Linked DNA regions of Mus musculus: all the other regions are linked to region 1. The links are chromatin loops, found by intact Hi-C in ENCODE. Cell type or tissue: left cerebral cortex. All regions are shown on one strand. Each heading gives the region's core, and the rest is flanking DNA. Links, peaks and the distances in the headings are about the cores only.

The links. Peaks named below come from ENCODE experiments on the same cell type or tissue, not always from the same donor. Only the 100,000 strongest peaks of a DNase experiment are listed, where the experiment ranks them.
Region 2: it touches region 1 in a loop (10-fold over the local background); 4 of 42 quality-filtered maps call a loop at or near these places.
Region 3: it touches region 1 in a loop (3-fold over the local background); 5 of 42 quality-filtered maps call a loop at or near these places.

Annotation. Positions count from the first base shown.
Region 1 is chr3:68,866,990-68,874,632 of GRCm38, forward strand. 1110032F04Rik (RIKEN cDNA 1110032F04 gene) reads left to right here and starts at 2,597. Exons shown (of 1, transcript NM_001167996.1): 1 at 2,597-5,174. The coding sequence starts at 2,719. The coding sequence ends at 3,462. In left cerebral cortex, for the core only: CTCF peaks have their summits at 3,396 and 3,602; DNase peaks (open chromatin) are centred at 2,313, 2,538, 2,879, 3,304 and 1 more place; H3K4me3 peaks cover 2,114 bases; H3K27ac peaks cover 1,987 bases.
Region 2 is chr3:68,753,758-68,761,400 of GRCm38, forward strand. No RefSeq gene overlaps it. Among named protein-coding and RNA genes, the nearest start is that of Gm35584, 3.9 kb to the right of the region's middle. In left cerebral cortex, for the core only: no CTCF peak of the experiment used is centred there; DNase peaks (open chromatin) are centred at 5,788 and 7,238; H3K27ac peaks cover 1,320 bases.
Region 3 is chr3:68,762,452-68,770,094 of GRCm38, forward strand. It overlaps Gm35584 (predicted gene, 35584), which reads left to right. Exons shown (of 2, transcript NR_153374.1): 2 at 1-222. Among named protein-coding and RNA genes, the nearest start is that of Gm35584, 4.8 kb to the left of the region's middle. In left cerebral cortex, for the core only: a CTCF peak has its summit at 1,232; a DNase peak (open chromatin) is centred at 697; H3K27ac peaks cover 7 bases.

The sequences.
Region 1 (7,643 bases), core at 2,059-4,558:
GTGTACTTATTAGCACAATCTAGTGCAAATTTTAACAAAATGCACTTTTTCCTATGAAACTCCTATGAGACATGTGATTAACTTCTGTCTTCCTGTCCTACTCATTTGCAAGTTAGATATAAGCAAAGGCATCTGAGGAATGAACGCAGCAACGTGGAGCACTCGGATTGCTCTTCTTCCCTTCGGAAAGCTGCACACAATGCATTAGTCTGCAAATAAAGATGGATTAGGTGAAACCAAGGGCCCCGAGACTCAAGAGTGTCTGCAGAGGGGTCTAAGAGATGACACTTTGGGACTACCAGTTTGGAAAACAAAAATAAAAACTCCGTTCTATACTCACTTTCCTTTGCTTTCATGGAAGCAAGGCTTCTCAGTATTTCATTTTATACAAGGCCTGTGTTCTTTAACTGTGTCCTAAAGATCTGCCAACAAATTCTAACTCACTAAAAGAAGACAGAAGCGAAACAGGTTAAACGTCATTGTTTAGGGTCCAGTGAGATGCCTGGAACTGTAAAAGTGACCACTGCCAAGGCCAGAGACATGAGTCTGATTCCTGGGACTTCCATGGGGGAAGAAGATAATTCCCCCCCAATAAATATATAAAGTGTAATTTAAAATTTTAATGCCTTTGTTTCAAATTTCAAGACACCACCCAGCAGGCCGCCCTCCTCTTTTCATCAATCACAGAGTCCCCCCTCCCTTTCCTTCTGCCATTGCTTCTGCTAGGACTGGCAGAAATCCTAGGACCCCTAATTCTAAAAACCCAAGGAGACCCTGCACTTCTCTCATGGCATATCAAGCCATGAGCTTCCCTTAGCCTGAGACTATTAAACACATCAATTTTTATCTTAGCTTAGGGCAAGTTATGAAGAAGGAAGACATTTGGCATTTGTTCTCTCTGATCAGTTGAAACTGGTATGCAGAACTGGGGTCACCCCACTCTTGGGAGGCTATTATTTATTCATCAATTAGCAGGATTCCCCAAATACAGAACATACTCAGTATACATTCTCAATGTAAATTCGGGAAAGGAATGGGGGAGACTGAAAATAATACAACAGGCACTTTATCAGAGTCAATCTCTTGACTCTGACATTCCCCTATCTGGCTATAGCTTGAAAGCATTGTCGATTTAAGCTTTATGGACTAGGCCTCAGTCCTTCCCGCAGAGCACAGCCAGAGAATGCTTTGGCTTCACAAGAACTTAGCAAACGCCTGGGCTTAGGGAGGTTTCACAGACACTTCTCCTAGAAGAGAAAGCATCGTCGTTTTGAAGTTCAAGCAAAGCATGGTGTTCCCACCAAAAGAAGAACCAGAAGACTTTGCACTTAAGCTGGCCCATGGTTGACCTCCATTAACCCCACCCCATTCTGCTTGCTCTCCTCCTCTCTTCAGAAGAGAAAGCCTGGGTCATAGCTGAGTCTGTTCGGGCACTGTATGTCCTTTTACTTATTTTCTCACACCAACCTTGAAAATTCCCTATTAGTTTTCCTCGTCAGTGAGTCCTTCTGTGTAAGTGTGTCTGTTTTATACTGCCTCAACCAAAGCAGCTTTCTCAGGGGCTCCACCACCCAACAGATATATGCCCAAAGGGTCTGGATGCGCTGAGCTTTCCTCCAGGGGTGGGTGACATGAAGGGAAACGGACCCAAGTACTATTTGGAAACAAAGTACTTGTTTCCTTTAAAGTCAGATTTTGCAAACAAGAATAACCTTGAAAAAGACCTTCAGATCGCGCTCAGGAACTTGGCCAACCACTTACTGCTCCCCTCCGCCTTCCTACATAGGCTATTTATGCTGCAGGAGGGAGCCCCTGCACCCCACAATTCTGCTGTCCTCTTTGAGTACAGGAAAGCCGAGGGCTGGGTCAGGTGAGTCTCTGAGAACTAAAGGTCTTCTTTCTTCTCCTTGGTGAGCAGGGTCACCTCAACAGAGTGCTTCTCGGTCCCTCTGGGGCTACCTCTGTGGCTGTAACTTGAGCCTCTCCAAAGAATTCTTACCTGTTCTGGAGTTTCTTAGGGTCCGCGCTCCCCAACAACCTGGACCTACCTGTCAGCAGAACTATCCAGCAATTCCCACCCTAGAACCTTAGGGCAGCAATGGGGCTGCACTGGCCATTAATGGCCATCATTCATTTTTAATCAGAAAGATCACAAGAAAGATGGTAAGCGGAACCCGGTCCGAGTCAATTTAAATAATATTCCCGGGGAAATCCAATCACTTAAAACTGAGACACCTACGCTAGTGAGAGAGCGCGCCCCGCCCGTCTGGCGAGGAAGAGCGCGCCGGCTGAATTAATCAAGATCAAGGGGCTCCGGGGCTGAGAGCTCAGCCTTAACCCTTCCAGCGCCGCGGGGTACCCAGGTGCCGGAAGAAGAGCGCGGCGGGCAACGGCCGAGATGCCCAGAGAGACCCAGCGCAGGCCGGCTCTGTTCATCTCCGCGGCTCCGCACGCTTCTCCCGGGACCCTGGCGCCCAGGCGCTACGGCTCGAGGTCACAGGCTCCCGAGGCGGCGACAGCGGTGAGCAGCAGCCGCCTCCCGCAGCCTCGGCGCGCCCCGGGCTCCTCCTCCCGCCCCAGCGTGGCCAAGTGAGCACCGCTCGGGCCGCAGGTAGCCGGGGCGCGGGAGGCGGCGCGCGCGGGACCCATCGCAGCGCCGGGGCCAGACGGAGCTCCGAGCCTCGCGGTCCCGGACGCCAGCGGAGATCTGCGCCGGCCATGTGGGGTCCCGGGGTCACCGCCGAGGGCCTGTCGGTGGCTCCAGCGCCACCGCCGCTGCTGCCGCTGCTGCTGCTGTTGGCGCTGGCGTTGGTGGCGCCCTCGCGGGGCGGCGGGGGCTGCGCGGAGCTGGCGTGCGGTGAGCGGGAGCGCTGCTGCGACTCGGCCAACGCCACGGCCGTGCGCTGCTGCAAGCTGCCGCTCCACGCCTTTCTGGACAACGTGGGCTGGTTCGTCCGCAAGCTCTCTGGGCTGCTCATCCTGCTGGTGCTCTTCGCCATCGGCTACTTCCTGCAGCGCATCATCTGCCCCAGCCCACGCAGGTACCCGCGTGGCCAGGCGCGACCTGGCCAGGCACGACCCGGGCCTCCCGGGGGTGCGGGACCGCCGGGGACGGCGGGGCCACCCGACGACGACGACGACTCGCCCGCTCTGCTGCGCGACGAGGTGGCCGCGGGCTCGCAGGACTCACTGTTGGATAGTGGCGGTGGTCGGGGCCGAGGAAGTGGCGGACGCCTGCCTCCCTCCTGCGTTTCGGAGCACGAGCTGCACGTGGTGTCACCGGTGTTTCTCCAGCTGCCCAGCTACGAGGAGGTCAAGTACCTGCCCACCTATGAGGAGTCCATGCGGCTGCAGCAGCTCAGCCCAGCGGAGGTCGTGCTGCCCGTGTCGGTGCTCGGCCGCCCGCGAGGCGGCAGTGCCGGGGACTCCGACGGCGGCCAGGTCCGTTTCCCGCTCATCTGAGTTCAGGGAGCCTCATGGGGATCGCCCGGATCCTACAAGGTTGGGGGCTGCGGGTGGCACGCAACAGCTGGTGTGTTGGCGGCCGCCACTGACTGCCTCTGACCACACCTAGCATCCCCGTACAACCTGTAGCCCCGCGCCTGGGTTGGGGTCAGTCCCCTCCCTCTCGCTTCCCGGGGAATCTGTGGTTTTCTATGTTTCTTTGGGCTCAAGGCTGGGCAGCTCGGCGGGGCAATGGCTTAGGACTAGCCCCCAGCTCTTCTTGGACGGTCGTCCCCGCCCTCTGCCATGCCTCCCCTTGTGTTCACTGTAAGTGCCTGCTTCTCCAATCCAAAAGAACAGGTAAACCGTTTGGTGTGTTTAGAGACCAGCGGCTTGCTTTACTGTTGTTAAAAGGGAAGGAGCATAGGTCCATTCCTTGCTCTCCTGCTTGGACCGGTCACGGTCTCCCAGGACATAATGGTGAGGAGCCTTTGGCTCTGGACCACGACCAGTGACTGCTGCATGCAGTCTGTAGAAGCAGCGCTTGACTGTGATGCGATCCCTTGAAAAGGACCCAGAAAACCCTTTGGTGTCTTCCTGGCTCACAGTTTTGTTGGGGAAGGGGTACCATGATGGATGGCTTAGTGGCTGCATCTGTTCAAGATGTCCAGACCGTATTTGTAATGTGGTACCAGCGGACTTTGATTTTTCAGTATGTAGACTGTTTATCTTTGTCCTTTATTTTTATATTTTGTCATGCATTAGACAGTTCAACAAATTGACAAGATAATCAGTTTTGTTTTAGGCCAGTTACTGTCAAGAAATCGCCCACGTGCTGTCACTGTTTAATACAGTGTTGGACATCATTTCATTAAGCGGAGGTCAGGGTCAAGCAGGAAATGTGACATAAAAACATGAAGGATATCTTATTTTCACTATTTGAGAATATATTTTATTTTTAGTACTGAAGCATAATACATAACTTTTTATAATAACTGTGTACATTATGTAGCCTGGCTCTGAACTGTATCATTCATCATGGAATCATGTAAAAGGAATATATATATATATATACCACACCATGTAGCAAGATGGCTTGCCTGTATTTCCTTCTCTATTTTTCATCTGAGATACATTCTGCAATGTGATTCTAAACATAAAAATGGACTAGTAACTTTCATTTAAGTCTGAAACTTTTCAGTAATGTCCAAAGATGGATTCACCCAACCTATGTTTATTAAAATTAAGTGGTATCATTTTACTAGATTTACCATTCTGGGACATTCCCTTTAAGGAAAGGGTAATAAGACACATTTTAATGCATCATGTATAATGTACATATGGTAATGTCTGTGTACACTATATACATTGTATGCCATATAGCTGTGGTGGCTTACGGCTAGCATGGGAGGAAAGGGTGGCAAGAAGTCCAGCTTCCTCTGGAGAAGCGTGAAGTATACCAGTTGTCAAGAAAGATTACCCACATGGGTCTATGATTGAAGAAGCTGGGTGGGCCCAAGAAATCTCCAATTAGCTGGTTTGGATTTTTTAAAATGATTTGATTACTTTTAACTTTTAAAGGGTGATTGAAAAAGTCTGATGTCCTGGGAACTTTTTTAATGTATGGATTATAATAAAAAGAATGGTTTGCTTTAAACTTCTCAAAGCTAATGACCCTGTCATTAAAGAAAATCATCTGAAGTGTATTAAAGCAGAAAAACAGTAAACTATTTCTCTGTGCATTTTTATTTCTTTTTAAAAGACAGGATCTCAGTTTGTAAACCAGGTTGGCCTGGGACTCTCTCTGTAACCCAGGCAGGCCTCAAACTTAGCCCTGTCTTTTCAGCCCCGTCTCCCAAGTCCTGAGATTGCATGTGTGAGCCACCATACCAGGCTCTGTACAATTTTATCAGATTTACTCATATTAAAATGTGAAGTATGTATCTCTCGTTGAAAAGCAATTTTAAACTGTGAACTGAGAGGCGAAAAGCATTAGTAGTTGAGACTCTATTAACTGAAAGTGACACAAGATTAAACCAAACATAATTATATTGAATTATATATTTATGTTACTCAGATATCGCACATTGTGCTGTACATGGCTATCAGTAATCATAAAATGAGCTTATTTTTAGGGCATATATATCTTAGGCAAATGAATTCAAGAGTACCGTGTTTTCCAGAAAACCTCAGGCCTTCTCACCATTCCGCCCCCCACCCCCCGACAAAAGATAATAAAAATTCCAAATATGGTAACTCATCTATAATGCAGAAGTTTACAAGCTAGATGAACATATACATGCAAATAATGTGCATATGTGTAATCACAGGCTGTGTGAGATGCAATTTGTTATGAGAGTTCACTATCATAACCAAAGGGGAAAGGTCTTCTCGAGAGAGAATGAGTTTTAAAAGCCCAGTAATTGCCACATTCTGCAAATGCACAGGTGCTCCAACCATGCAAATGACATTTGCAATTATGCCAAAGGGCATGAAGGTTCGTTCTATAGAAGGAAAAGGAGATGCAATTGGAAAGGCCAAAGGCAATATAAAGGAAATGGCCTCTCTTAACAGTTTAAAAGGCAATATGATAAGTACCCCGATATCCATTTTTGTACATAGTTTCTCTTAAGTGGAATTCAGAGCTGAAATGGATATGTTATCAGCATGAATGTGATGTTCAGATTTATACAGTATTCTATAATGGCTTTTCATAAATTGTAAATAACCTGGATTTCCTGGTTGAGAGAAAGAGTGTGTGTGTTGAATTTTGAGTAACAAGCCTGAACCATCTCTCCAACGTGACTCGTTGGTAGTAGAAAAAAACCCTCCTTCCTTTCATATGGCCAATCACAGAAATGAGGATGTAGTGATCCCTTTAAAACACCATAAATATCATCAAGTGTTAAATAAACCAGTACTTTGGTTATTCATAAAAATCATATAGAGCCTGATTTTACTTACTTACAAAATTCACTTTTAATTTTGGGGGACGACACTTAATGCTTGTCCGTAACCCAAATAGTATCAGCTAAGCTTTTAGTTAAATATCCCCGTGATTTTGATATCTTTCTTACTCTCTCTTCTCTCCTGTGTTCTTGCTCTGCAGTCTCTCTAGGTTTACCTCAGAAGCACTTCCAATTGGTTCTCACTGGAGTAATTCAATGAGACTAGACTTACAGCTTCACCCTTTGCACAGAACTCTTTCAAATGAGTAATTTTCTAGCATTTTCTTTGTTTACTCTTTCCATCGGACTTCTGTAGGCTTATATTTTGAGCCAAGTTAAGTGTTTCCTCTTTATTCATTAAACTTTTTGGTTTTGGTTTTTCGAGACAGGGTTCTCTGTATAGCCCTGGCTGTCCTGGAACTCATTCAGTAGCCCCTCTAATTTTTATATGTAGAACTCTCCCTCTCCCTCTCCCCCTCCCTCTCCCCCTCCCCCTCCCCCTCTCTGCCACTTTGAGTAAAAGATGGGATCTTACTGTTTCTAGATCTCAAACACAATAGCCCCTGACTTGTTGCTATCTCTTTACTGCTCCTCATCTAGATATCTTGGAAAAGATGGCCAATACTTCTTCTATCTTGCTCCAAAAATGTGTTCTCTACTATATTCATGAACATAATTTAACCTTTGCATTTTCTTCATAACAGCAATCTTATTTTGCTTCCAGTCCTTATGTATATATTACCTCTTCATAGTCTGCTATAGTTTTCTGCTCAGTTTTTCTCAGTTTGCTTTGTGGTTTCCTTGGTGCTTACTGCTTTATCTAAGTATTGGTTAAACCCATGTTGGCTTGCCAATAATCTGTTGTCCTGGATAAAAGATCCCATCCTGTGACAGGCGGGTGGAGCATAGACTGAAGGAACGGCCAACCAATCATTGGCTCAACTTGAGTCCCATCTCATGGGCAAGCACCAATCCCTGACACTATTAATGATAGTCTGTTATGCTTGCAGACAGGAGTCTAGCATGGCTGTCCTCTGAAGGGCTCTACCCAGTACTGACTCAGGCAGATACAGCCACCCACAATCAAACTGTGGATGGCACTTGCAGGCTCTTATGGAAGAATAGGAGGAAAATTTGTGGCCCCTAAGGGAATTGGAACTCCACAGTAAGGCCAACAGTGTCAGCTAACCTGGAGTCTTGGGGCTCTCAGAGACTGAACCACTAACCAAAAAGCATATGTGGGCTGGACCT
Region 2 (7,643 bases), core at 4,742-7,241, 110 kb before region 1:
TTGGTTCCTGTTAGTAAGATTCCTACGTTTACCTTTCGCCATCTGGTAATCTCTGGAGTTAGTAGTTATAGTTGACTCTGTTTAGAGATTGTTCTTCTGGTGATTCTGTTACCGTCTCTCAGAAGACCTGGGAGACAGATTCTCTCCTCTGAGTTTCAGTGCTCAGAGCACTCTCTGCTGGCAAGCTCTCTTACAGGGAAGGTGCGCAGATATCTTGTTTTTGGACCTCCTCCTGGTCGAAGAAGAAGGCCCAAAACAGGGCCTTTCTCAGAAGCTGTGTTGCTTTGGCAGTTCCCAGAAGCTGTCAGCTTCTGTGGTGCAGATTCTCACCTGTGCAGACTAAATTCCTAATTTCCAGGGAGTCCCGGAATCAAGATGGCGACCGCTGCTGCTGAGGCTGAGGCTGCCTCCCAAGCCAGGAGGACACCTGTCCTCTGGTCCGGACGGTGGCCGGCTGTCTGCGGCCCGCCAAGGGTGCTGCCTCAGCAGCTCTGTGCTTCCGCCTGTCCCAGAAGCTGTCCGGTTCTCTGGCGCACCCTCTCACCTGTTCAGGCTAATTTCCTAAGTTCTGCTGAGTCCCGGAACCAAGATGGCGACCGCTGCTGCTGAGGCTGAGGCCGCCTCCCAAGCCAGGCGGACACCTGTCCTCTGGTCCGGACGGTGGCCGGCTGTCTGCGGCCCGCCAAGGGTGCTGCCTCAGCAGCTCTGTGCTTCCGCCTGTCCCAGAAGCTGTCCGGTTCTCTGGCGCACCCTCTCACCTGTTCAGGCTAATTTCCTAAGTTCTGCTGAGTCCCGGAACCAAGATGGCGACCGCTGCTGCTGAGGCTGAGGCAGCTCTGTATTTATTATGCACCTTCCAGTTATCCCTGCTTCAAGTTGAGAATTCTGATCCTGTGTCGAGGCTGGACCCTGACAAGTAATCCCAGTTAAACTCCTGGCTCACTAAGTTGGACTTTTGTGGTGTCCGTATTTTGTGTGTCATGGGTTCCCTCTCTAGCACGAGTAAACATGTTGTGGCTCCTTCCCTAGGAAAAGTTCTACTGCAATATAATTAACATCAGAACAGTGACACAACAGAAAGTTCTGGAGGAGTGAGTGCATGGCCCTAGCTATGAGTAGCAAGGTACACAGCTGGGCAGCCACCGAGGAATTTCCAGTGGAGTTGTCCTTTCCTGTATAGTGTGTGTTAATATTCCTTTGTGCCATGACAACAGTCACATGTTATGGATAGTGAGACATAATACTAAGGCTAAGCATTCAGGATTAAGAGTGTCTATGGGAGGATCCCAGAATGGCAGCCTCATCTAATATGTAGAGCTTACTTTCCAGTGCCAGTGATTGACCCTGTCTCACACATTAAGGTGGCTATCACCAGAGGAACAGAGCCTTAAGCTTCTCTGGACCCTGCACACACACATATACTCTGACACACACAACGACACAAGTATATATGTATACGCATGCAGACACTTGTCTTAATAACTTGAAATATTAGCATGGTATATATTAAATTAAACAATAGATACTAATTACTTGTGAATAAGTTTTAATTGGGAAAAACTTTTTAATGAAAAATAATTACATAACTTCCTCCCTCTCCCCCTTTCTCCGTCCAAGCCCTCTCATATCCACCCTCATTCCCTCTCAAAGTTGTGCTCATTTTTCTTTAATTATACACATATGTGTGTATGCATGTGTGCACATATATGCATATAAATATAATGATACAATTTTCTGACTCCATTTAATGATGCTTGTATGTATATGATAGGAATAATTTTTAAACAGCTAACATACTAAAATTTAAGTGATTTAGCAAAAGTTTACTTGTTTATTAGTATGTATATGATGTGTGTTTGAAGGGTGTGTGTGTGTATATAGTGTCTGTGTGTGTGTGTGTGTGTGTGTGTGTTCATGTCTATAAATGTAGGCCAATGCGCACGCCATGGCTTATTGGAGTTAGAGGACAGCCTTCAGTTCTAGTCCTTGCTTTGTACTTTGTTTAAGACAGTTTCTTTGTCGTTTGTTTGTCAGTGTGTATACTAAGTAGGCCGTGAGTTCTGGGATATCTCCTATTCCGGCTCCCATCTCACCTTAGGAGCACTGGCATTACAGGTGAGTGAGACTGTATTTGGCTCTATATGAGTTCTTGAGACTCAAATTCAGCTTCTCATGTTATATAAATTCTACATATACTAAGCCACCTTCCCACATACCAAGCAAAAAAAATTATATACTTTGACATGTTGCTTGTATATATTTTTTAAAAATATAAATATATTTGGTTCCGATAGTAATAATAATTCCCTTTTGCCAGTCAAAAATTTTGGTATAAGAAGGGGCATAAAGTGCATAAAGTGACATAGGAATCATTAAAATAGAAAATGTAAAATCCAATGTGAGTCTTCAGTGCCTCAGAATGGTGATTCTGACTGTACAGTTCGTGAGCTGGGTTGACTGTGGGTCTGGTTCGTTTCAGACTGTGATTTTTTTTTTATTTATAAGCCTTTTTAATGACCAAGTTTATAGAAAAAAAAGTATTTCAAAAAAATAAAGAACACACGTTTAAACTTTATTAAATGGCGTCAGTAGAACACTGGCCAACAATACCAGAAGTTACTGTGCAGGAACTAAAATCAAAAGTGAGTAAAGTAATCTGCTGCAGAGAACTGCACTTCATCAAGGAAGCTACGAAAGATAGAGATCTGCAGAGGGAAGGAAGGAAACGTTATTCCAAATAAAATGAAATGACTGGATATTCCAAAAGAGGCACAGGACAAAAAGCTCAGGGTTGGACAGTGTGGTACTTTGAGATTGGCCCCCATAGGCTCATATATTTGAATGCTTGGTCCTTAGTTGGTGGAACTGTTTGAGAAGGATTAGGAGGTGTGGCCTTGTTGGAGGAGGTGTGTCACTGGTGGTGCACTTCCAGGTCCCAAAAGCCCATGCAAGACCCAGGCTTTCTTCTCTCCTTTTTCCTACCCCACCTCCTCTCTTTTTCCAACTTGCAGATAATATGTAAGCTCTCAACTACTGTTCCAGCATCATGCCTGTCTATCACCATGCTCCCCACCGTGATGATAGTAGACGAATCCTCTGAAACTATAAGGGAATCCCCTCTCTCTTGTAAGCTGCTTTGGTTACAGTGTCCCTTCACAGGAATAGAACAATAGCTAAGACACAGCCATGAAAACATTGGAGGAAGTAGAAGCTCTTAGGGGGAATTTGGTGTGATAGGCTGGTAAAACTATTTCTAGGTTTTCTTAGACATTGAACACTGAGACTGAGACCATGCTGTTGTGGAACTCGGGTTCATTCCCCTTGCTTCAGATGATAGACAACTTCTCCCTGGAGCTGTAGTCCTGGCATTGACCTGTAACTCTCTAGGTAGACCAGGCTGGTCTTGAACTCACAGATATCTGCCTGCCTCTGCCTTCCGAATGCTGAGATTAAAGCCATGTGTCACCATGCCCAGCTAAGTTTTTATTGTTTTTCTTACTGAGTATGTGATATGGTGTAGAAGGGGTGCCATGTGTGTCAAGTACATCCGTGCATGTCAGAGGACACTTTATAGAGTTGCTTCTCTACTTCTGCCTTTGACAGGATACCCAGAAATTGAACTCAGGCTGTGAGCAAGTGCTTTGCAAGTTAAGCTGTCTCTTTGGCCCCTGATGATGAGGCCAATAGTGTTCTTATTCATCCTTTCAAAACTAAACCAAAGTAACTAACAGAGAAACCATGGTGTTGAGACATTAAGAACTTCCAAAGCTTTATAGAAGTCTTCAGGACCAGTGCCTCCCAAGCTTTGCAGACATTGTCAGCACTATATCTCTGCGACATTAAAGACCTTCCCAAGCCGTGTGGACACCTTCAACACCGATGATGGAACACCTCTTTGAGAATGTAGGTTTTTCACTCTTTGACGTTGTAATAGGAAGACCGAGGTGTATGTCCCTGTAGCTGTAGACAGTTTAGCAACCAGAGGATTCTTATGTATGTCGAGAACTTACTAAAGATGCTAGGGAAATCTATTCTGTGGTAAAAATAATTTCTTTACAGTGGCGAGGATAGTGTTACCCTCCCCAGCTCAAGCAAGTCTGTGGTTTCATGAAAAAGGTATCTCCATAATAATACCTTATGGCCCCGTTGGAAAGGTCTTTTCCAGGTACTTCCTGTTAAGTCTTATGTTGCCAAATTAGAGGGAATTGACACCTACATCCATATTTCTCATTTAAAAAGAAAAAGAAAAGAAGACTGATCTACTTGAATGGCCCAACCCCCACCCTTCCCCCCCACCCAACCCCCCGCCCCCCATCACTGGCTTTATCTGACCAAATCCATGAGCTCCAGGGTCAGTGAGAGATCCTGTCTCAAAAAGTAATCTGAATAGCAATGGAGGGAGACAGCATATTCCAATCTCTTTCTCCTACCCTGCTGCCCGTAGACATGCCCATACAGATACTACATTCATATCTCTGGCCTGATGAATATTTTCCAACTGCCACCTAGCCTGCTGCCAGCACTTGTGGGAATTTATCCCAGAGCCTAGTCCTTTCTTTCTGACTGATATCAGCAATGGCTTAATCAACTCTTTTATTCAAACATCACAAAGTATAACAAGTTGGGTTTTCAACCCTCAAAAACAGAGGTACCAGGGTTATGAGTTCAAAGCTGGCCTGGGCTACAAAACAAACACCCGTGTAGAAAAAAAAAAAAATCAAAGACAAAACAACAACAACTACAAAAACAGTTTGGTTTTAGAGTTGATTGTTTTTTTTTTTTTTTTTTTTTTTTTTGAGAATCCAGGAATAAATTAAATAACTAGCTTAGAGTTGAAGCAGATGTGGTACCTATCTCTACCCCTCAAAGGGGTCATGTGAGGTCAACACTTCTACAGCAAAATACAAGTTAGCAAGACAAAAACAAAACAAATGTATTTGATCACACCCTCAGAGAGATAACCTCTGGACTCAGAAGAAGTCTATGTTTATGTCTGAAGTCAATGAAAAACAGACTTCAAGTGGAAATGACACTGGGTGAAAGGTGTGGCCTGCAAGGCTCAGGGCTTCAGAGTCTCCTTGGCACATGTGCTGGGCAGAGATCACTAGAGTGAGTCTTCTGAAGGAGGGAGTGGAGGGGAGGGTGACTTTCTAGTGTGAAACAGTGTGTGTGTGTGTGTGTGTGTGTGTGTGTGTGTGTGTGTGTGTGTGTTTGTGTGTGTTCTCTGTGATCCATTTTGGGAGAAGGAGACAGGAAACAGGATAGGGGTGTCAGGACAAGGGGTGTCAGAAAGACTTTTTCTCTAAGGCCTTTCAATGTTGTCTGCCCAAAGTTCTCAGTGTGTCATGGCTCCTTTCTGTAGGGTTCTGTCAGGACCTGAGCCCTGACAGAATCTGTCACCTGTGATGGCTGAAGAGACTTTTGTAGAAATTAGAATTTATCCTATCCCTGGTCATTCACAATTTGACTTTCATCTTTCTTATAAATGAGAGAAGAGGTAGAAGCAGTTGTTGTTTACAATTGCTTTGCCTTGTTCCTTGGCCATCAACCCAATAAAAATAATCTTTTTCCTTCTTTTGGTCTTTTTGCCATCTTTTCTCTTAAGGTCTCAATTGTCATTTTAGATTCTGCACCAGAAGGAGACAGGAGCTTAAAAAACAAGTCAGCCAACTGTCTTGGGAGTGAGTGCAAGCTTACTTTCTAAACTGAGCTGGGGGAGAGCTCCCAAGCTTGCTCGAGTCTTCCTTGGAATTGCAAATTGCATTAGAGAAGCTGCCCAGAATGCTGGAGCTGCAGAAGGAAAGGCAGGCGATCCCATTTCCCTATTCATAGAAGAGGAGATCTGGCCAGGGCTGTGCCGGAAGCCACAGGAGCAGCTGTACTCACAGATTGCTGCCTTCCAACTTGGGCTATGAAACTTACCAGCTGGGTGACCCTCGTGATACGCTTCACCCCTCTGTCATCGATCTCCTCTCGTGACATGGAATATCTGCTGCAGGGCCTTCCTCACGTGGAAGGAATGAAGTTATATCTGTAGGCTATAACTAGAAAATATAGCTACATTGCAGTTTGCAAGTTGGTGGTCTCCTGTTTTCTTGATGGCTGTCTATGGTGTTTTGAATAAGAACGGCCCCCATAGGCTGGTATATTTGAATAGCTTTTAATTTGTTTTGTTTTTCAGCGACAAGGTTATGCTCATGTATTTACAATTGTAAACAACAACTGCTTTTAACTCACTGAGCTACCTCCCCTCTCATTTATAGAGAAAAATAAAAGTCAAATTATGGATGCCCAGAGATAGGATGAACGTTAATTTCTACAAAGCCTCTTCAGCAACTGGTTTCCAGCTGATGGGCTGTTAGGAAGGATTAGGAGATGTGGCCTTCTAGGGGGAGGTATGTCACTGAGAGTGGGCTTTGGGGTTTCAAAAGTCCATGCTAGGTCCAGTCTTGCTCTCTCCGTACGCCTCCTGCTTGTGGATGAGGATGTGAGATCTCAGCCACTCCTCCAGTACTACCGACTGGATGCTGTCCTTTATATGTTGCCTTGGTCATGGTGTCTCTTCACAGCAAGGAATAGTAACTAAGACAGCGTCTAATGACGAAATCACATCACATTTCCTTTCATTTACATCCATTTTTAATCGCAAAGTAGTATCAGACAATACTTTTTATACAACGGGTTAGGTGTTTTGTTGATTGGAGGAGGTTGGCTTTGCAGACAGGGAAGGGCTGAAGAAAACAGAAACAAAAAACAAAAAGTAGATTGGTTGTTTCAGACTCACATTCCTTATAAACGTTAAAGCAGAGAAGGCACCACCTTTCGGGGTGAAAGCTAACTTCCTCTTTGAAAATTCGCTTCCTTTCACTCTTGTACCTGGTTTCATAGAAGGTTGGATAAACAATTGCATTAGGCTGTCAGATCTAGAACAGGGGCTTGGTCTAAACCAATAAATAGCCACACTCACAAATCTTTTTCAGCAAATGTTTTTCTAAAACTCACTTAAACATCAAGCAATATTTGTTCTTGTTTTTGTTTATTTGTGTTTTTGTATTGTTTTGAAAATCTATGTATATGTGTGGTGTGTGTGTGTGTACTCATTTGTATGTGTGTATAGGTGGACCTACATGCCCAGGCGTGTAGAGGCCAGAAGCTGATGTTGAGTGGCTTCCTAGACCTCTCTCCACCATCATATACTGAAGGGTTTCTCACTGCACCAGCTGGCTCTGGGATACTGTCTCCACCTCCAGAAGCCAGGATTCACAAGCAGGCTGTCACATTCGCCCAGCTTTCTATGTGGGTCTTGAGAACCTGAATCCCAGAGCCTTCACACATGCTAGGCAAGAGCTTTGCCCCAGCCCCAGCCCCAGCCCCAGCCCCAGCCCCAGCCCCAGCCCCAGCCCCAGCCCCAGCCCCAGCCCCAGCTTCTACTTTTAGAGTGGATTTTACTTGTCATAATGAAATCACTACTTAGTCCGGTCATATTTTTAGTTTAAAAAAAAAAATAAGACTAGATTTCACTTAGAAGTCAACTTTTCCACTTTCTCGGCTCCCTCTACCACAGGCCCACACCCCCACATGTGAGACTGAGGGGCAACTCTTGCCTTGGGTGAGCTCCTGCTTTCCTGACTACTCTGGCACCC
Region 3 (7,643 bases), core at 34-2,533, 110 kb before region 1:
ACTGGCCTTCCCGGTGCTCTACTGAGCACAGAAGCACTTATTGTTATCTCTCACCAATCTTGTACCCCTTGTAGACTTGCCATTCCTTTCCAACTTCAATAAGTTTCTCCTTAAATAACCTTGTCTAATTAAGTTCTCCTCCCCAACACCCCGCATAAGTCCCAATCTGTCTTACAGCCCTTCAGTCCTAAGACTCCAATAAAGTTCTTTGTTCTTTACTGACTCACTGTTTAAGTTGATTGACAAATTCTCCTTAGTTTAGGATAGTGTGAGAGAGAGGTCCCAAGGAGTCAGGGACAGAAAACTGGAAGCAAATTTGGAGATATTCGAAAGAAAGTTGTTACAATGGACAACAGTCATCTAAATGTCCTTTGCCCTTGCTTAAAAATTTGCCTCAAGGCAGCATCTCTACATTTTTTGGCCCCCACCAGGGCTGCCTGTTACAGCCTCAGTTTCTTCATCTGGGCTGTGTCCTCCACACCTCTTACCTATAGAAAACACAGCCCTGACCTGCTTAAAATATTCTAGATTAAGATCACATTTTGATTAACTGTTCAGTTAAACGGTGTAAGTTGAACAATCTTGTCAAACTATCACAGAACCAGACAAAACCACTGCAGGGAGTGGCATGGAGTCATGTCACCAAGGCACCAAGGCAACGCCACGCCCTTTCTATCCATGCAGCCTTAGAAAAATGCATTTTCCACTAAAGTCAGATGTTCCACGTGACTTACTGAGTCAGCTTGCTGAAAGTGAGAACGCTCTATTTTATAAGTTTCACATAGTGGGTATCTACTCTCCAAGATGGGAGTCCGTAAAATAAAATCTTTAAAAACCTGGCTGTGACTGAGTTCTTTGTCATCATCGTCATCGTTTGAAAATGATTTGAAAAATGATTATAGATTAGATGAACCAAGTTGAGGAGGACAGGAAATTATTATGATTACAGAAACATTTTCTGCATTTGACGTGAACATTTTGTGCGTTTGCTAGCCAGTGCGGTAAATAGTCCCGCCATGCTCATGAGACCAAAAGTAACTTCAAAAGAGCACCCTGTTTTTCATCCAGGCTGTCTTTCATAGAACAAAAGCCTGGTGGATCTCTAAGGAGTCCGTGGTAGGGAGTGGGAAAACTGACGCACTGTTAGGAGAACACAGACTGGGAAACACTTGGGTACCTCTCAAGAAGACTGGAAAGACTGGGTTTTAAAACAAGATTTTCCCTTTTGAATTATGTGTATGGATGTGTGACTGTGTGTGGACCTGACTTCTGTGCCATTGAGGCCAGCAGGGGGTGTCTGATGATACCCTGAAGCTGGAGCTCCAAGTGGCTGTGAATGCTGGGCCCCAAACCTAGGTCGTCTGCAAGAGTAGTACTGGGCCTCACCTGCTGAGCCATTGCTCTAGCTCCCACCACCCCAGACTAACTAAGGGAGAGCGAGTATTGAACACTAAACCTAACAGTAGGTGTTAGCCACGGCCACGCCATTTTGTAAAGCGTTTCCATTTTGATTGGGTTGTGACAATTCCTCAACGTACAGTAATTTGATTAATAAGTTCCAAAGTGTACTGGCTAGTTTTGTGTCAACTTGACACAGCTGGAGTTATCACAGAGAAAGGAGCTTCAGTTGAGGAAATGCCTCCATGAGATCCAACTATAAGGCATTTTCTCAATTAGTGATCAAGGGGGAAAGGCCCCTTGTGGGTGGGACCATCTCTGGGCTGGTGGTCTTGGGTTCTATAAGAGAGCAGACTGAGCAAGCCAGGTGAGGCAAGCCAGTAAAGAACATCCCTCCATGGCCTCTGCATCAGCTCTTGCTTCCTGACCTGCTTGAGTTCCAGTCCTGACTTCCTTGGTGATGAACAGCAGTATGGAAGTATAAGCCGAATAAACCCTTTCCTCCCCAACTTGCTTCTTGGTCATGATGTTTGTGCAGGAATAGAAACCCTGACTAAGACACAAAGTAACTTATTTCTCTGGAATCTGGCCCTCCCACATTCAACAGTTGATTCAGCAACAGCCTGGCTGCAGGCACATACTACGGGCAACTCGTCAACCAAGTAGCATCAAATCCCCCTGCTTACCCTGAAATCTGTAAGAAGGAACCGCCATTCTGCCACATAGCCCTGAACTCTCCTCAGAAGCCCAGCCTTCCTGCAGTCTATTTGTCTGTCTGTCTGTCTGTGATGTAAATAACTCTCCTAATAAACTTCTTGCCCAAAAGAATAATCTGACTCAGAGCCCCCCTGCACCCCAAATATGAAAATTTTCAGTAGAAACATACAGGCATGGCTGGACCAGTGCTAAGACTCTGATAACGGCAGGACTTAACTGACTAAGATTACATGCTCCAGTTGTGGATCAACATTACAGAGCGGAAAGGAGCATGAACCACAACCCTGTGTGAGCAGATCCAGAGCTGAGAAAACCAAGTGTAAGAAAATAGAAGGGTATCAGAAAAGGAAGGAAAGAATGTCTAAACTATCATTGGCCCTGGACTAGCCTTGTTTGAGTGGCAGGGCTGATAACCTTGGAATTCACCAATCTGAGTGTTGATATCTTTCTCCCCGGCCAAGGATGGCTGGGTGACATAGAGCTTGTGGACTTCTAGGCTTTGGCCTGCCTGGCTGGCTTCCAGAGTAAACTTCAGGAATAATATCTTATTCCAAATAAACAGTCCATAGCTGCCAGTCATGAGTCCTTGGCTCCTGTTTACGATGACTGTGCACTTACTGCACAACAGAACGAGTGTGAGAACAGGAAAAACAGATAAGTCACTTAATCCTCAGGACATGCTATGCAGTTACTTCGAAGATCTGCAAACTGAGGTGATATGAATGTCTCAGGGTCACATAGCTAGTAGGAGGCAACACTGGACTTGAACGCTGGCATTCTGGTTTCAGCCAGCTGCAGGGAGACCAGGAAAAGAGGTTTCAGTCTTCCCAGCTTGAGTTTAGAGGCAAGTAAGGAAAAGTGGGAGCTGTTGACTGAGTCACCTACATGCCTGCCAAATCTCACTGGCCAGTTTCCTCTGCTGGCAACTGTTCTCCTCTGCCTCCCAGGCTTATGTGTAAGTCCTACAAGTCTCCTGTGTCACATGCGCTGATTTGTGTGCGCTATATCACACACCAAACCCATGGTTGCACTTTGCTTTGGATTTCATTGAAGTCTTCACAATCCTGCATGTCACTTGAGAATGGCAGACGCTGTTACAGAAAGTGACAGATGATGAAAGACGGCCCAAGTATGTGATTGATAGTTGGTATTGATTCTAGTGTGCCTGGGAGGCATGTAATGATTTAAACAAATGGACAGCGTGGGGGTGTATTTCTATAAAAGATACAGTTGTACATCTCATAATAGCATTGAGGTCAATTGTGGATAGAATATGCCATTGTGATCTCGTGTAGTTATGACAGAGCTGAAAATTCACACCTGGTAACACCTGTCAGAACATTGTAGTGTTTATATTTCCTACAGATAAGTCTGGCACATACCAATGATGACAAATGACCAAGTTGACAGTATTGGACTTACATCATTATTTTAGAGTATACTCCTGTTCATTCAAAGAGTTCGTTGTAGATACCTTGAGCTGTTCCTTCCAGTGGATTTTCCAGAAGAAGGCCATGTTATCACAGCAATGATATCTCTATGTGTGCCGTTGCGTAATTTAAAAACACTGAGCTGACCAGGCAGGTTCTTGCCATCAACTCTGACCACCTGATTTTGATCCCTGAGACCCACATAAGAGAAGGGGAAAACCAACTCCCATGTTAGAAGAGAACAGAAGGATATAAAGGATTGGAAGGAGCACCTATCTAACTGCTCACAACTATCTGTAATTCTAGTCCCAGGGAGTCCAATGCCTTCTTCTGGACACTGCAGGCACCACATATGTAGTACACAAACATACATGCAGACAAAACATCCATATGCATACAATTTAAAGAATAAGACATATAAAAGTTGTCATGTGCACACCATGACAATCACACGTGCACATACACACAAACACACACAGAGGAGTAGATAAGTTTATTTATACATAAGAGTTCATTTTAAATATATTATAATTAAATTACAAATAAGAGTAAATCAGTAAAATATTATGATTGAACTTAAAAATGGCAGTTGCTACTTTAAAAGGCAAGAAACATTTTTCTTCTTAGAAGATGATTCATCAAGCTGAGTGAGGTGGTCCATGCTTCTAATCCCTACACAGGAATGAAGAGGCACGAAGATCACAACTTTGAGGCCAACTTGGGCTGTAACCTGAGTCTGACAGGAGGAGGAGTTCTAAAGCAGTTCTGAGTCACCCAGGCTTTTTCTACTCCAAATAGGAATGGGAACACCAAGAGTTGTTGTTCTTGTGATAAGCCACTCTCAGACCTGGCTTCCTACACAGGCAAACAGACCATCCCTAGTTCATCTCTGATTTGAACTAGTGCCCCCAACCCAAGCCCCAGAGCACAACAGTTTACTTTGAAAGAGACTGAAGCAGGTAACTGAAGTGACTTTAATACTCTTATAGATTTGGGAGTTGTCTGTGAGGCTGCCAAGGAGTCAAGGGTGCCCACGAGCCACACCTCGTTCCCCCGGGCAACCTGATTACTCTACACCTGGCACAGGTACTCTTGGCACATGTCGTAAGTGAAGCATTCATAAAATTTAAGTTAAACAGTAAGAGACATCAAAGTTGTCCTCTGACACGTCACATGTCCCGCTTCACATGAATTACCTCACTTAGTCCTCTATAGCAGCTGTATATGGAGATGCCAAGATGCCTTGTCTACTGATGAGAAATGGGCACAGAAGGTTTCATCTCATGGATTTAAACCGAATCATGGCCATTGAATAAGGGAACTAGTATTCTAGGCCTGGCATCCTGACTGCAGGCAGATGTTGTTAACTAGCTCTCTTCTTTACGCTGATCCTCTGGAGTTGACAGTTGCTCAGTTAAAATGCCACTCTTTTTTTGTTTTTGTTTTTTGTTTTGTTTTCTGTTTTTTATTTATTTGTTTGTTTGTTGTCTAATATGATGCAGAATTATGTATGTTGGCCTCAGCATTACTATGATAACCCTGATGAGGAGACGTAAATTCTGACGCTCTGAACATCTGTGAGCATCACTTGTTCTTTGTGCTAGTGAGGGGAAAGGAGCTAGCAAGGGAAGGAAAGAGCATGTCCCACCAAGGCCTGCAGAGCCTAGATGCTGTGTAAGGTCTGGCTCTGCGCAGGAACCGTATGTGGGTTATTTGTCAGTCCTGACTATGGGCCTCATGGAAGAAGTTGCCCTGGTAGGCTTCAGTCATGCTTATCCAGCCCAAGAGCCTCCTGTCTTAGGGGGTTCAGGAGGGTGGAGCAGGGACATCTCTTTCACCTTGTCAACCAGCAGTGATGATCCCATGGGAGACAAGAAGACAGTTTGGTTCAATATGACTCAGTAGCTGGTGTTGGTTCAAACTTCAGGATTCTGACCTGAGTTGTTTGTTTGTTTTTAATTTTCTCAATGAGGATGGTGGTGGTGGTGATGACGATGATGATATTAATTTACTTTACATCCCAATCTATGCTGCCCCATCCTCTCCTTCCATTCCCTCCCTCTCACCTCACTTCCTCCCCATCCACTCCACCTCCCCTTCTCCAAAGACAAGGGAAGGCCTTTCATGAATATCAACCAGCCTTGGTATACCAAGTTGCATAAGACTAGGCACATCTTCTGTTATTGAGGCTAAACATGACATCCTAGATAGGAGAAAGGAATCCAAAGGCAGGCAGTATAGTCAGAGATAGCCCCTGCTCCCACTTTAGGAATCCCACATGAAGACCAAGCTGCACAACTGTTACATATGTGCAGAGGGCCTAGGTGTATCCCACACATGCTCTCTGGATGACAAATCAGTCTCTATGAGCCCATATGGGCCCAGGTTAGTTGATGCTGTAGGTTTTCTTGTGGTATCCTTGACCCCTCTGCCTCCTTCCCTCTCTTCCACAGAATTCCCCAAGTTCCATTTAATGTCTGGCTGTGGGTGTCTGCATCTGTTTCCATCTGTTACTTGATGAAGTCTCTCTGATGACATTTATGCTAGGTTTCTGTCTGCAAGTAAAGCAGATCTCAAAGCTCCCTTTGGTGGAATGGGTCTCAACCTGGGCCAGTCATTGGTTGCCCCTTTCCTCAAATTCTGCTTCATCTTTTATCCCTGCACATCTGTAGACAGGACAAATTGTGCGTTTAAGGTTTTGTGGCTGGATTTGTGTCCCAATCCCTCCATTGGACGTCTTGCTTGGTTATAGGAAATGGCCAACTCAGGCTCCATATCTCCCATTGCTAGGAGTCTTAGCTAGGGTCACCTTTGTAGATTCCTGGGAGTTTTCATTGTCCTCAATTTCTAGTTCACTCCAGAGATGCCTACTCCTTAATCCAGTTGTATCTCCTCCAGTCTCTTTAAACCTCATCCCTCCTGTTCCCATCCCAACCCTCCCCAACACAGTTCCCTTCCTCCACCCTCCCAGATTGTCTAATCTATTTCCCCTTCTCAGTGAGTGTCAAGATCACCCCCACCCTCCCCCAACCCCCGCCTTGGGTCTGTCTTCCTCGTTACTTATCTTCTTTGGTTCTGTAGTTTGTAGCATGGCTATCCTGTACTTCATGGCTAATATCCACTTATCAGTGAGTACATACCATGTATGTCCTTTTGGGTTTGGGTTACTTCATTTAGGATGGTGTTTGTTTGTTTGTTTGTTTGTTCTATTTGCCTGCAAATTGCACGGTGTCATTGTTTTTAATGGCCGAGTAATACTCCATTGTTTAAATGCACCACATTTTCTGTATCCATTCTTCAGTTGAGGGGCATCTGGGTTGTTTCCAGTTTCTGACTATTACAAACAAAGCTGCTATGAACATAGTTGGCCAAGTGCCTTGAGGTATGGTGGATCTTCTTTTGAGTATAGCCCAGAAGTGGTATAGCTAGGTTTTAAGGTAGAAATATTCCCAATTTTCTGAGAAACCACCATTTACTTTGACATTGGCTATTGACTTGCTGCATATTGCATTTATTGTGATTAAGGGATGCTTTGCATCTTTGATGTCTCCAAGACTGATCATGAGGGAATGTTGGATTTTGACAAAGGCTGATGATGTGGGGATTTTGTTCTTTCAGTTTGTTTATATGATGAATTACATTGAAGGATTTTCATATGATACCTGCATGTCTGGGATGAAGCTTACTTGATCATGAAAGATTATCGTTTTGATATGTTCTTGCAAAAAAAATTTTTGAATATTTTTTCACCAGTATTCATAAGGGAGATATTTATCCGAAGTTCTCTCTTTTTGTTGGGTCTTTGTGTGGGTTAGGTATCAGGGTGACTGTGGCCTCGTAAAATGAAATTGGTAGTGTTTGTTCTGTTTCTATTTTCTGGAATAGTTTGAGTCGCAGAAGTTTTTGCAATAAGACCTAATGATTCATTGTATTTCCTTTGTTTCTGTTCTTACGTCCCCCTTTTCATTTTTTTTTAATATAAACTTGGATATTCTCTCTCTGCCTTTTTAGTTAGCTTGGCTAAGGTTTTATCTATCATGTTGATTTTCTTAAAGAGCCAACTCTTTGTTTCATTGATTCTTTGTATTGCTCTCTTTG